3 separate regions of the Homo sapiens genome follow, and regions 2 and 3 are each linked to region 1. A link is a contact called in ENCODE Hi-C or POLR2A ChIA-PET data. All regions are on one chromosome and are shown on one strand. Each heading gives the region's core, a stretch centred on a gene start or an enhancer-like site at or near the end of the contact. The rest is flanking DNA. Distances are from core to core; before and after follow the strand shown.

Region 1 (3,404 bases), core at 856-3,355:
CAATACTGGATTGAAGGCTTCAAGTAACAAAACAAGATCCTACTGAAACAAAAGAACCTGGCTAATTCTTGGTAGTGCAACATAATGGGTCGTGACCTATGTTACCCTTTCTGTACAGTATTCTCACATTTTGGGAATAACTGGTCACTCTATCATACGGCACAAGTTCCTGTAAGATCATTAAGAAGGTCTGGATATTCTATTGAATTCAAAGAAAAACCTAAGGACTAACAAGCCGCTGTCTTCGATTCATATTAAACTAACGTTTCTCCAGTAAACCGAAGGAGTGAGCACAAGCCCGTCACTGAATGGGGCCAAACTTTTAGAAGCCTCATTCCAAACAGAACTGTCCCTAATTTATTAAGAACAAAACACTAGTAAAACCAACCTGTGAATTGGGCCTTCAGTACAATTAAGCACATCCTGTTTCATATAACAGTAATAATGAAGAGCTTGGAGGGGCTGTCATTCTAAAATTGCAAATCTACCCATAAATGACAATCCTGGGCTGGAAACCAGAATGTCAAATTCTTGTGCTGAAATCAACTTTTCACATGGCCTGAGGCAGGCCATTCTACTATTCTAAGAATGCTCAGACATACAAGTATGTAATAATGTTCCAAACACTTTTTTTTGGGGGGGGGGGCACTTCCTGTAAGTAAAAAGTTTCTATGACTGGGAAAGGAACAAAATAAAGTAATAAAAGAAACAGGAATACCCCTGGCACACCTTCCTCAAACGAACAACGTTAAAAAAAAAAGAAAACACACACACACAGCTAATTTTAATCTAGCCTACTCTCCCCCCAATGGACACACCTACAGTTTCTTATCAAAATGTACAAGACTCAAAGCCCATTTAATTCAATTATGAATCTCACTCAACAAGCATCAAGCACATCAGGCGCCTCTCTACAGCGATATCCCCACAAGTTTCAGAGAAATGCCAGCAGGGACTCTGTAGTTATGATTCCTATCAAACGGCCCCCTAACCCGTATTTCTCCTGGACATACACATGCAGATTCATTAACCAAAACCTACCCAGCACCCCTCACATCGCGCGTACGTTGGCATTTTCAGTTTATAGGTGGGTCCTGGAACAGCTAAAACCAGGAAGCTCCGGGGTAATTAGAGGACTTGGGAGAAGTCATCTTGGGACAGGTGGAAGACCCAGAGAAATCAGGAATCAGAAAGAAGCTGTCCCTGGCCACCTCTGCTTCCCGTCCCATCCAAACTTCACCCACCCGGGTCTCAGAAGCCCAGAAGGGAGAGGCCATTTTAATGAGGCCTGGCTGAGAAATGAAGGGAGAAGAGGAAATCAGGGAAGGGCCCTGGGAAAGGAAGGCCGAACACTTTGCCACAATAGCACCCGAGTCGGGTGGCAGCACCTGGAGCCCGAAGAGGGAGGACCTGGACTTAAGGGCCCGGGAGAGGTGCAAAAGTAGCGGTGGCCTACCACGAGGGGGGCCGAGTGATCTAAACCGGGGAGCGCGGGCCCCTTACCCCCATGCGGGGAAAGGACCCCTTCTCGGGCCAACCGCGCCGACCCTCGCCCCTGGGTCAGGGGCTACTACCCAGAGATCCAGAAGGCGGGAGTTGGCTAGTGCCTGGTTCTCCTCATCCGGCCATGCGGCGCGGGGGCGTCCATCCTGAGGGGTCCGGGAACCAAGAGGGCACGGAGGGTGCCGGACGCGGCGCTCACCCGCGGGCCGCCTCCAAGCTCTTAATGAGCTTCTTGATCTTCCAGATCTCCACGTTCCTGTCGGCAGCACTGGGGTCGTCCGCCATCTTCTCGCCTCCTCCTCCCTAGAGCGGCCCGGCGGGGCCCGGAGACACCAAGACCACAGAGTTAGCGCCGCCGCTGGGGCAGAGCGGCCCCCTTCCTCGCCATCCCCCAGAGGCCCTCTCCTCCCGTCCGGTGCAGCTCGCCACAAAGGTCACCGGCCTTTCCCTCCCTGTGCCTTACCTAAGGGCCCAGTCCTGGGCGGCAGCGGCTGCTCCTCCCCGGCGGCGGCTCCGCGGCGGCGGCGGCTCTGACGTAGGACACCGGCTCCCTCTCTCCAGGCAGCTGCATGTGTTGCAATCCGCTCACATGGGGCCTGTGACATCACTTCCTCCGCCAGGGGCGGAGTGGAAGGCGGCAGGCGGAAGGGAGGGGGCCGGTGCGAGTGAGGAGAAGCTGGGCGTCCGCCGCGACTTCTCATTGGCTCTCTGCCCCGCAGCCTACAATGAGCCCGCCGATTGGCTGCAGCTGGGTCCGCGCCGCCTTGTGAGGTAAGGCTGGGGGGTGGGAGGTGCCACCTTTCTTCCGGCCCGGCAAGGCGAGAGGAGGAAGCGGGCGGAAGCCGGTGGCTCTCGCGAGTTTACTGAGAGCCCCCGTCAGGCTCGAATGGGGGTGGTTCTTAAAGAGAGAGGACCGGGGTCGTCGTCTTTTCAGTCCATTCTCCTTGAATAGGGTGGACATCTGAGGCTTTGCGACTCGAAGCTAGGCACTTGGGCCCGACGCGCGGTTTGAACGGTGCTTGAGAAGCCGCGAAGAAGCGCCTCGCGCTCAGCGGCTTCTTCGCTGACGAAGTGCTGCGGTCTGCGTGCGTCATGGCTGCACGGAATAGTGTGGAGGAGTCCTGGCCAGTAGGTCTGGATGAGGAACCTGCCTCCGGGCGGTCCGGGACCCTCACCTGCAGGGGCGAAAGAGGCCTGTTTTCTCTCGCCCCAGAGCTAGGACGGGCTCACTTTGGACTTAGAACTTTATGGGGTGGAAGACAGCGGGGGCTGCCTGAGCTTGGAGACCTGAGGTATCTGGTCCCATGTATGATTTGGCCTGAGCCGTTGAGAATGGGGGTGGAGAGAGTTGAAACAAAATGGGCATCCACATACGGTTAGAACTTTATCTTTTTGAGTTAGGATTTTTAGGTGGCTACTTTGTCCCCCCTCACCTCGTCTGGGTTCAAATATTGAGCCCAGACCGTGTGCTGGACCCTGTTTTCCTGGGGATACAGAGGTGAACCAAACAGATGACAGTACTTACCCTTATGGAGCTTATAGTCGATTGGGTTTTTAAGTTTGTGATTTTATACTTTTTGTAATAAAATAATTACACAAATGCTTAAGTACTTCAGGGTGCTCTGAGAGTGTATGGCGGGGACCCAGCTCTGAAATGAGACCCAAAGGATGATTAAGAGTTTGTCAGGAGGAAACAGAATACAGTTGAGAACTACAGAAACGCCAGTGTGCTGGCACAAGGTCAGGGACGGGGAGAGTGGTTTGAGGGAGCAGCAGGGGAAGAGGTCATGTAGGGTCTTTTAAGCCAGATTCAGAAGTTTGGTTTCTTTCAAGAACAGTGGGTAGTTTAAAGGGTTTAGAGCCCTGGTGTGGACTGGAGAGAGTACAGGAGAAGCCCAGAG
Region 2 (3,386 bases), core at 546-3,045, 5.5 Mb before region 1:
TAATTTTGATTTGTTTGGCTTTCCACTTAGCGTATTTTCAAGGTTCATTCATGCTGTAGCATTTATCAGACTTTCATTCCTTTGTCTTTTCAAAGCTGTATAATGTACTGTTACGCGTATACACTAAATTTAGAAAACTCATTCATCTGTCAATGGACATGTGGATTGTTTCCTCCTTTTAGCTACCGTGAATAAACTACTATGAACATGGGTATACAATGTACAAATATGTCCCTGCTCTCGTTTTTCCAAAGGCTGTTCCTGGCTGCCTCTACTCTTTTTATTCCCAGTACCCTTTTACAGGTAGCACCTGGTACTTGTCTTTGAAGAATTAACAGGTTTTAGTTAGGCAAAATGTGAGAACAGTGTGGCCATTTGCAAGTTTTAATGGTAATCAACCCGGGTTTGGGGTTGCTCCTATAGAGTGAAGTACCTCCGGAGGTGGCAGGAAATGCAGGTATTTAAAGGGAAGGGCATACCAGGGCAATGTAATTTCTTCTTTGCTCATTCACTTTTAAAATGGCTGAAGGGCAGGTACTCTAGCCTTGAGACCTTCAACTCATGATGTACCCTCCAGCAACGGAGAATTTCTTTTTAGTCCTTAAACTATGGTCTCTATTGCTAGTTTTCCAAACTTGAACACAGCCTTTTCCTTTTCTGGGAAGTTGTCCTAGTCTCCACCATTCTGTGCATATAGCACTCGCCATTCTGTACTGGGGTCACCTTTACTTGTTTAGCCACCCTCATGATGGGGATGATCCAGGTTTTGCAGAGGTGAAACTTATATACCATTGGGGGGCCCTACAAATACACAAAACAAATAATTAAAACGACAAATCACAACACATTACTAGAGACTTGGAGATTCAGATTCTCCTTAGATCTCTCTGGGTAATTTATTAGAAATGCTTACATAGATTTGCTTCCTAATCTCAAGCTGGCTTCCCCTCTCCACAACTCAGCAACTATCTATTCTCCCAGGAGGCCATACAAGCGAGGGGCCCTGAAGCTTAACATTTATTAACTTCATGTAAAGGTCTGAGCGGACCTTTCAGGCCAGGCAGCGTGTCACTTGCCTGTGTTCCTTGTTAGGGCCTACCACCGGGTAGGTGCTTGGAATGTGCTGTGGATTAAAGGCTTAAATCCTGCGGGCCCCTCAATCTGATCTAAGGACATGAGTGGCTTAGAGAACGGCGCAACAAGGCTAAGCGAAAGAAAACAAAGCGGTGTGGCTGGGAGTGGGCTCCTTCCCTCCGCTGGTGAGGGTGCGATCTTAGACTCTTGAGAGAACCCGACATAAAGGCCGCGTTCCAATGGCGGCCTTCTCCCCTACCGGCCAACCTGCCCCGAAAAGAGCAGAAGGCACCCTGCGGGATCTGCAGATCAGCTTGCGTCTCATTCTGGGGCACCGACACGGTGGAATGCAAGACACCCCACTACCGGAAGTTTCTTTGATGTTAAGAAAAACGGCGGAAGTAGGCCGCAGCGCTTCCTCAGTATAGTGCCTCGAGCTGGCTCGCCTACTTTCTACGGTAAAGGGAGGTGCTCCACATCTCTATGCAGCTGTGCAGCGCCGCAGGTTCCATGCGCAGGCTCGGTTGGCTAAATGCGCTTTCCAGCCATCTTTCAGCCACCCAGTCCTTTCCCAGGTTCTCGAGCCAGGACGTGACGTATTCAGACGTACTGGGGGCGGGGCCTCAAGGGGAAAAGCGCCTGAGCCGGGATATCGCGAGAACATCCCGTTCTTTCGTAGCTCTGGTGCTGCGGCTCCGCTCTCGTCGCAACGAGATCTTTCGAGATCTTCTCCGCCCCCGCTACCGGCGCCTCCTCTGCGGCCACTGAGCCGGAGCCGGCCTGAGCAGCGCTCTCGGTTGCAGTACCCACTGGAAGGACTTAGGCGCTCGCGTGGACACCGCAAGCCCCTCAGTAGCCTCGGCCCAAGAGGCCTGCTTTCCACTCGCTAGCCCCGCCGGGGGTCCGTGTCCTGTCTCGGTGGCCGGACCCGGGCCCGAGCCCGAGCAGTAGCCGGCGCCATGTCGGTGGTGGGCATAGACCTGGGCTTCCAGAGCTGCTACGTCGCTGTGGCCCGCGCCGGCGGCATCGAGACTATCGCTAATGAGTATAGCGACCGCTGCACGCCGTAAGTGTGGGCCGGGCCTGCCGCGTGCACTGGGGTTAGGAGATAATGCTTGTTCCAGTCTGGGACCCTCGCTGCTTGGGGAACGCGGGCCGAGGAGTCGCCTCCGTTCCGAGCCGAGGTCCCGGTAGGTCAGGGACCCCCAGTAGGTATTAGGACACTAGGGGCCGCGGCCCACTATGAGCGTGGGTGTGTGCTAAGCGCGAGGGCCTTTTCCCCGGTGGCCCGTCGGCCGAAGAAAGGCTTCTGGCCGGTACTCGGACCAGCGGAGGGCACGGGTAGGAACTGGAAGGACTGCAGGCCTAGGATGTAAACGGATCGCGGTCCTTTTCTTGAGGGCAGAGACCAGGCCCAGGTCGTACTGAGTCTTTTGAGTCCAACAGAAAGCTCAGAACTTTGCACACAGCAGGCGCTTAATAATAGTTGAATCGAACGGGTTCTGGGGCTTGCCAGCCGCGAGACCGTGGAGCGGTCAGCGTCCCACGTGAGTGGGGGCGGGGCAGCGCCCGGAAGAGAGCGAGCTGGAGCAGCCTCAGGCACGGGTTCCGGATGGACTCGGGGTCTTGAGATTGGGTTGGCACGGATAGGAATTTAATAAAATCGGTGCTCTTATGATAACTTTGCAATCGCTTTTGTTTTCCACATTATTTCGGGATATTGTGCTATATTGGGTCACTCTCTGTTTTGTGCGCGTTAACCCCTCAATAGGGTTGCACTTTAACGATAATGCATTCTAACCAGTGTGTTGGCCACAATTGTTAGTGGCTCAAGGGCCCGCCTTGACTTCTAGAACCCATAGTAAGTTTTGGGACCAGCATAGACACAGTTCTAAAAAATGGTGGGTCACTCAGGTCTTTCACTGGTTACAGTGTCTGCCTTTTGAATACTTGTAGATACATTTTAATCCGTTGTCGTGTTCTTAGACAAAATCTTGTAAGAAGTTCTGTATTATTTGCCATTCAGGGTCTCTCTTCTTTTTTTTTTTTTTTTTTTCTTTTTTGAGACAGACAGGGTCTCACTCTGGCTGCCCAGGCTGGAGTGCAGTGGTGCGATCTTGGTTCACTGCAGCCTCGACCTCCCTGGCTCCTGGCTCAGGTGATTCTCCCACCTCAGCCTCCTGAGTAGCTGGCGTTGCAGGCGTGCGCCACCATGCTTGGCTAATTTTATTTATTTTTAGTAGAAATCGGGTTTCACTATGTCACTCAGGATGGTCTCGAACTTCTGGACTCAAGCAGTCCTCCAGCCTCGG
Region 3 (3,557 bases), core at 76-2,575, 5.7 Mb before region 1:
CCAGAAAGCAGAAAACCATTAGGTCTCTCAGTCCTCCCAGGTGGCTGGGTACAGAATACGTACTTGGAGTACTGGAATTGTATTTGCGATGTTCTTAAAAGAGGACACCGCCTTTAACCTTGACTTATTTTTAAATGTAACATACTGATGTCCTTACTTTGGTCTGCACACTCATCTATACATATTTTGGTTGAAAGGTTTTGGGATGTTTGCAGATGCTATAAAATAAATGAACGTTTTATTATTATTCATCCAAATGGTGGTAGAATTTGCCACAATATTTCTGTCCTTACCTGTATTTCTGTTCTTGCCTTGGAGCTGAGACCAGGCTAGACATTATGGTTTAAAAAAATGAGGCAAAGGAGCACCATGAAAAGCTGAAATGAGGGGATATTCAGCGCCACCCCGAAGGAGACTATGCTGGAAGAGTCAGCCTACACTCATAGTGCAAGATACGAAGCCAGTTTGTGCAGTACCTACATGAGAAAACTAAGGTATGTCTGCAAAATACAAGTTGACTGCCTGCCGAGCCTCCGTGGTCCGTAAGTAGTGTTATAAAACACAGCCAACTGTTGAATGAGAGCTTAGTCCTAGATAAAATATGGCCAGCAATTCCATTAACAAAACACTGACAAGACACCTCAGGGCGAGCTGTACATTGACAACAGCATCGTCAAGCAGAATGCACTTCAGGGAAAACATAATAAGGCCTCTCACCCGACTTTCCTTGCTTCTCACGTGGGGAGAAGAAAGAACTGGGGCATCGTGATTCCCCCCACCCCACGCAAACCATCTGGGGAGGACGCTGGCTGCTGTCGAGGCGGCCTCAGCATTCATCAATTGACGATTATTTGATTATTTTTGTGGCTGAAACTGACGAAACGTTTGTATTATCTCTTGGGAACGTTAACAGCCTGCCAGGGGACTCTAAAACAGAGTCCAAGAGAAGCCTTCGATGTGTGTCCCTGATTTTGGTGCTGGGGTCGCTCATGGCCTGAAAATAACGAAGCCCCCTTTGAGCTACTGGCCAAGGCCAAATGAAACCTCGTGCTCCTCTGCTGTGGGGCGGCCCGGCCTCGGGGCTCAGAGGCGCTCTGTCTACAGCTGGGAAGACTCGCAGGCCCCAAGCTCCTGGCCAGCGCTGCCCCGGAGGTCGGCAGGCCCCTTCCTCGTCACCTTTTTGTTCCCTCCCCCGCCTCCCGCATTCGGCCGCTTCCTGACTGGGATTCCACAGAAAAGCCGAGGGCTGAGGAGAAGTGTGAGCGCCTCCGCCTGTCCACTGTCCCCCAAAGTCAGTTCAATCCCCGACGTCCTCCGCTAGGCTCCACCCCACCGGCCCGGGCAGGGCCTCCAAGGCACCTCCCACCTACGGGTCACCCAGTCAGCCCACTTCTTTCTGGGACAAAGGCGTCATCCCTTAGAGACAGTAGGAAAATGGTATCTCCCGGAAGTTACCTCACGACCTCCAAGAGCGGCTTCCAACCTTGCCGGAAATGACGAACGAGTCAACCGGATCGGTGACTGTGGAGGGCGAGCTGAGCCCTGTGCGTGAGTGGGGTCTGGTTGTGCAGTGTTCGTGGACCCTGGGAGGCTAGGGGCGCCCCGCTGGGCTGGGAAAGGATAAGGAGTGCAGGGGCAGGAGTCTGGGGTTGGGGATGGACCCCCGCGGGGACTGCGGCGCTTCGCGAAAGCGAGCCAAGCGCCTGTCCACCCTCGGTCCTGCAGGGCCGCCGCCACAATGGGCCGCGAGTTTGGGAATCTGACGCGGATGCGGCATGTGATCAGCTACAGCTTGTCACCGTTCGAGCAGCGCGCCTATCCGCACGTCTTCACTAAAGGAATCCCCAATGTTCTGCGCCGCATTCGGGAGTCTTTCTTTCGCGTGGTGCCGCGTGAGTGCCTTGGGCCCGCGGGAGCGGGAGGCTGGACCCCAGCAGCAGCAGCAGTCACTGCGCCTCCCCTCTGAGCGCTGGCGGCCGGGCAGGCGCTCTGTAACTTGCCGTACACACCTTTCTCATTGAATATTCCTGACCGCCCTTAAGCTGGTCATATTATCCTCCCCATCTTACACGGGGAAAACTGAGCTACAGAACTGAAATGACTGGCCCAAGGTCACTCGGGTGATTCCAGCATGTTCCTCTGAGGTCACCTTTATTTAGTTCTTACCAGTGGTGAAATGCTTTGTGTTAAACGTGCAGCAGATAGTGATGATAGTTGCATGGCCTTGGATATGCTAAGAACTACTGAAGTGTATGCTTTAAAGAAGACAAGAGGACTGAGACCTTTTTTTTTCTTCTATATGTCTTATATGTGTGCTCTCTGTTTACTCTCTTAATTTTTAAAGAGTTTGTAGTGTTTTATCTTATCTACACATGGGGGACTGAAGAGTTCGAGAGATCCAAGAGGAAGAATCCAGCTGCCTATGAAAATGACAAATGAGCAACGCATCCGGATGACGGTTCCCTGTCTCTGAAAGACCTTTCTCTGGAAGAGGAGTCTGCATTGTAGTGTCTCAAAGACACAATAAACTTCCTATGGTCTGCACTGTTGTGATATTACATTTTTGTGAGTAGAATCCTGTGTGACCACTAATATTCAAGTTCATGAAGCGCCCCTCCTCAGCATGAGTCTTGAAGTTTTGCCTGGTCTCGGGTTTTGGTGAAAGAGCAGGGCTCCCCCTTTGTTCCATTATCTACAAGAAAGTAGCTGCAGGTACTCCTGCATCTAACCATTTGTGGGTGACATGGGCTATGGCGAGTGCTGGTTCTTGGCCCTCTGCTCCCATAGCAACAATAAAGTCTACTAACTATATTGTAATTAGTATGTGTCAGGGACGCTTTTATTTTTTATTTTTTGAGATGGAGTCTTGCTCTCTCACCCAGGCTGGAGTGCAGTGGTGTGATCTCGGCTCACTGCCATCTGTGCCTCCTGGGTTCAAACGATTCTCCTGTCTCAGCCTCCGAGTAGCTGGGATTACAGGTGCAGGACACCACACCTGGCTAATTTTTTGTATTTTTAGTAGAGACAGGTTTCACCATGTTGGCCAGGCTGGTCTGGAACTCCTGACCTCAGATGATCTGTGCGCCTCAGCCTCCCAAAGTGCTGGGATTACAGGCGTAAGCCATGGTGCTCTGGGCCTCAAATACTCTTCTTAGCTACACAAATGAACTGTTAAACCTCACAAGCACCTTTAACGTATCCTCATTTGGCAGATGAGGAAATGGGCACAGAGAGATTAAGTAATTTGCCAGAAATTATACAGCAGTGAATGGTGGAGTCTTGCACTAAAGTGATGCTCTTAAAACTATGCTCTATTGCAGGGGTGTCCAATCTTTTAGCTTCCCTGGGCCACACATAAAATACGCTAACATTACAATAGCTGATAAGCTTTAAAAAATGGCAAAAAAAACCCTCAGCGTTTTAGAAAGTTTACAAATTTTTGTTGGGTCGGATTCAAAGCCATCCTGGGCTGCTTGCTGCCCAGGACTGCGGTTGGACAAGCTTGCTCTACTGCCTTTCCTCCTAAGGCAGGCCTTAGCCTGAGGGGATATCAGCTA

The links. A loop is a pair of places that touch in the nucleus more often than their neighbours do. ChIA-PET counts read pairs that join two places held with the same protein, here RNA polymerase II (POLR2A). Pooled maps may share reads with other maps.
Region 2: a map of CD8-positive, alpha-beta T cell shows a loop between it and region 1 (7-fold over the local background). The contact joins the promoter of HSPA4 here to the promoter of ETF1 in region 1. A Hi-C loop is called at or near these places in 2 of 168 maps with a recorded cell type or tissue (CD8-positive, alpha-beta T cell and naive thymus-derived CD4-positive, alpha-beta T cell) and 7 of 50 pooled maps.
Region 3: a loop to region 1 is called in a pooled map, with 12 times the contacts of the local background. The contact joins the promoter of GDF9 here to the promoter of ETF1 in region 1. A Hi-C loop is called at or near these places in 5 of 50 pooled maps. POLR2A ChIA-PET finds 5 or more read pairs at or near these places in 2 of 52 experiments (OCI-LY7 and activated CD4-positive, alpha-beta T cell).

What each region holds. Positions count from the first base shown.
Region 1 is chr5:138,541,131-138,544,534 of GRCh38, forward strand. ETF1 (eukaryotic translation termination factor 1) reads right to left here and starts at 2,106. Exons shown (of 11, transcript NM_004730.4): 1 at 1,967-2,106; 2 at 1,703-1,806. The coding sequence starts at 1,788. RefSeq lists enhancers at 1,617-2,816, 1,758-2,547, 2,267-2,666, 2,548-3,337 and a silencer at 1,927-1,976.
Region 2 is chr5:133,050,218-133,053,603 of GRCh38, forward strand. HSPA4 (heat shock protein family A (Hsp70) member 4) reads left to right here and starts at 1,796. Exons shown (of 19, transcript NM_002154.4): 1 at 1,796-2,140. The coding sequence starts at 2,034. RefSeq lists enhancers at 1,083-2,045, 1,232-1,281, 1,352-1,401, 1,592-1,771, 3,010-3,386.
Region 3 is chr5:132,865,144-132,868,700 of GRCh38, forward strand. It overlaps GDF9 (growth differentiation factor 9), which reads right to left and starts at 1,326. Exons shown (of 2, transcript NM_005260.7): 1 at 1-1,326. It overlaps UQCRQ (ubiquinol-cytochrome c reductase complex III subunit VII), which reads left to right and starts at 1,499. Exons shown (of 3, transcript NM_014402.5): 1 at 1,499-1,544; 2 at 1,726-1,892; 3 at 2,345-3,557. The coding sequence starts at 1,739. The coding sequence ends at 2,439. RefSeq lists enhancers at 778-1,977, 836-1,336, 1,337-1,837.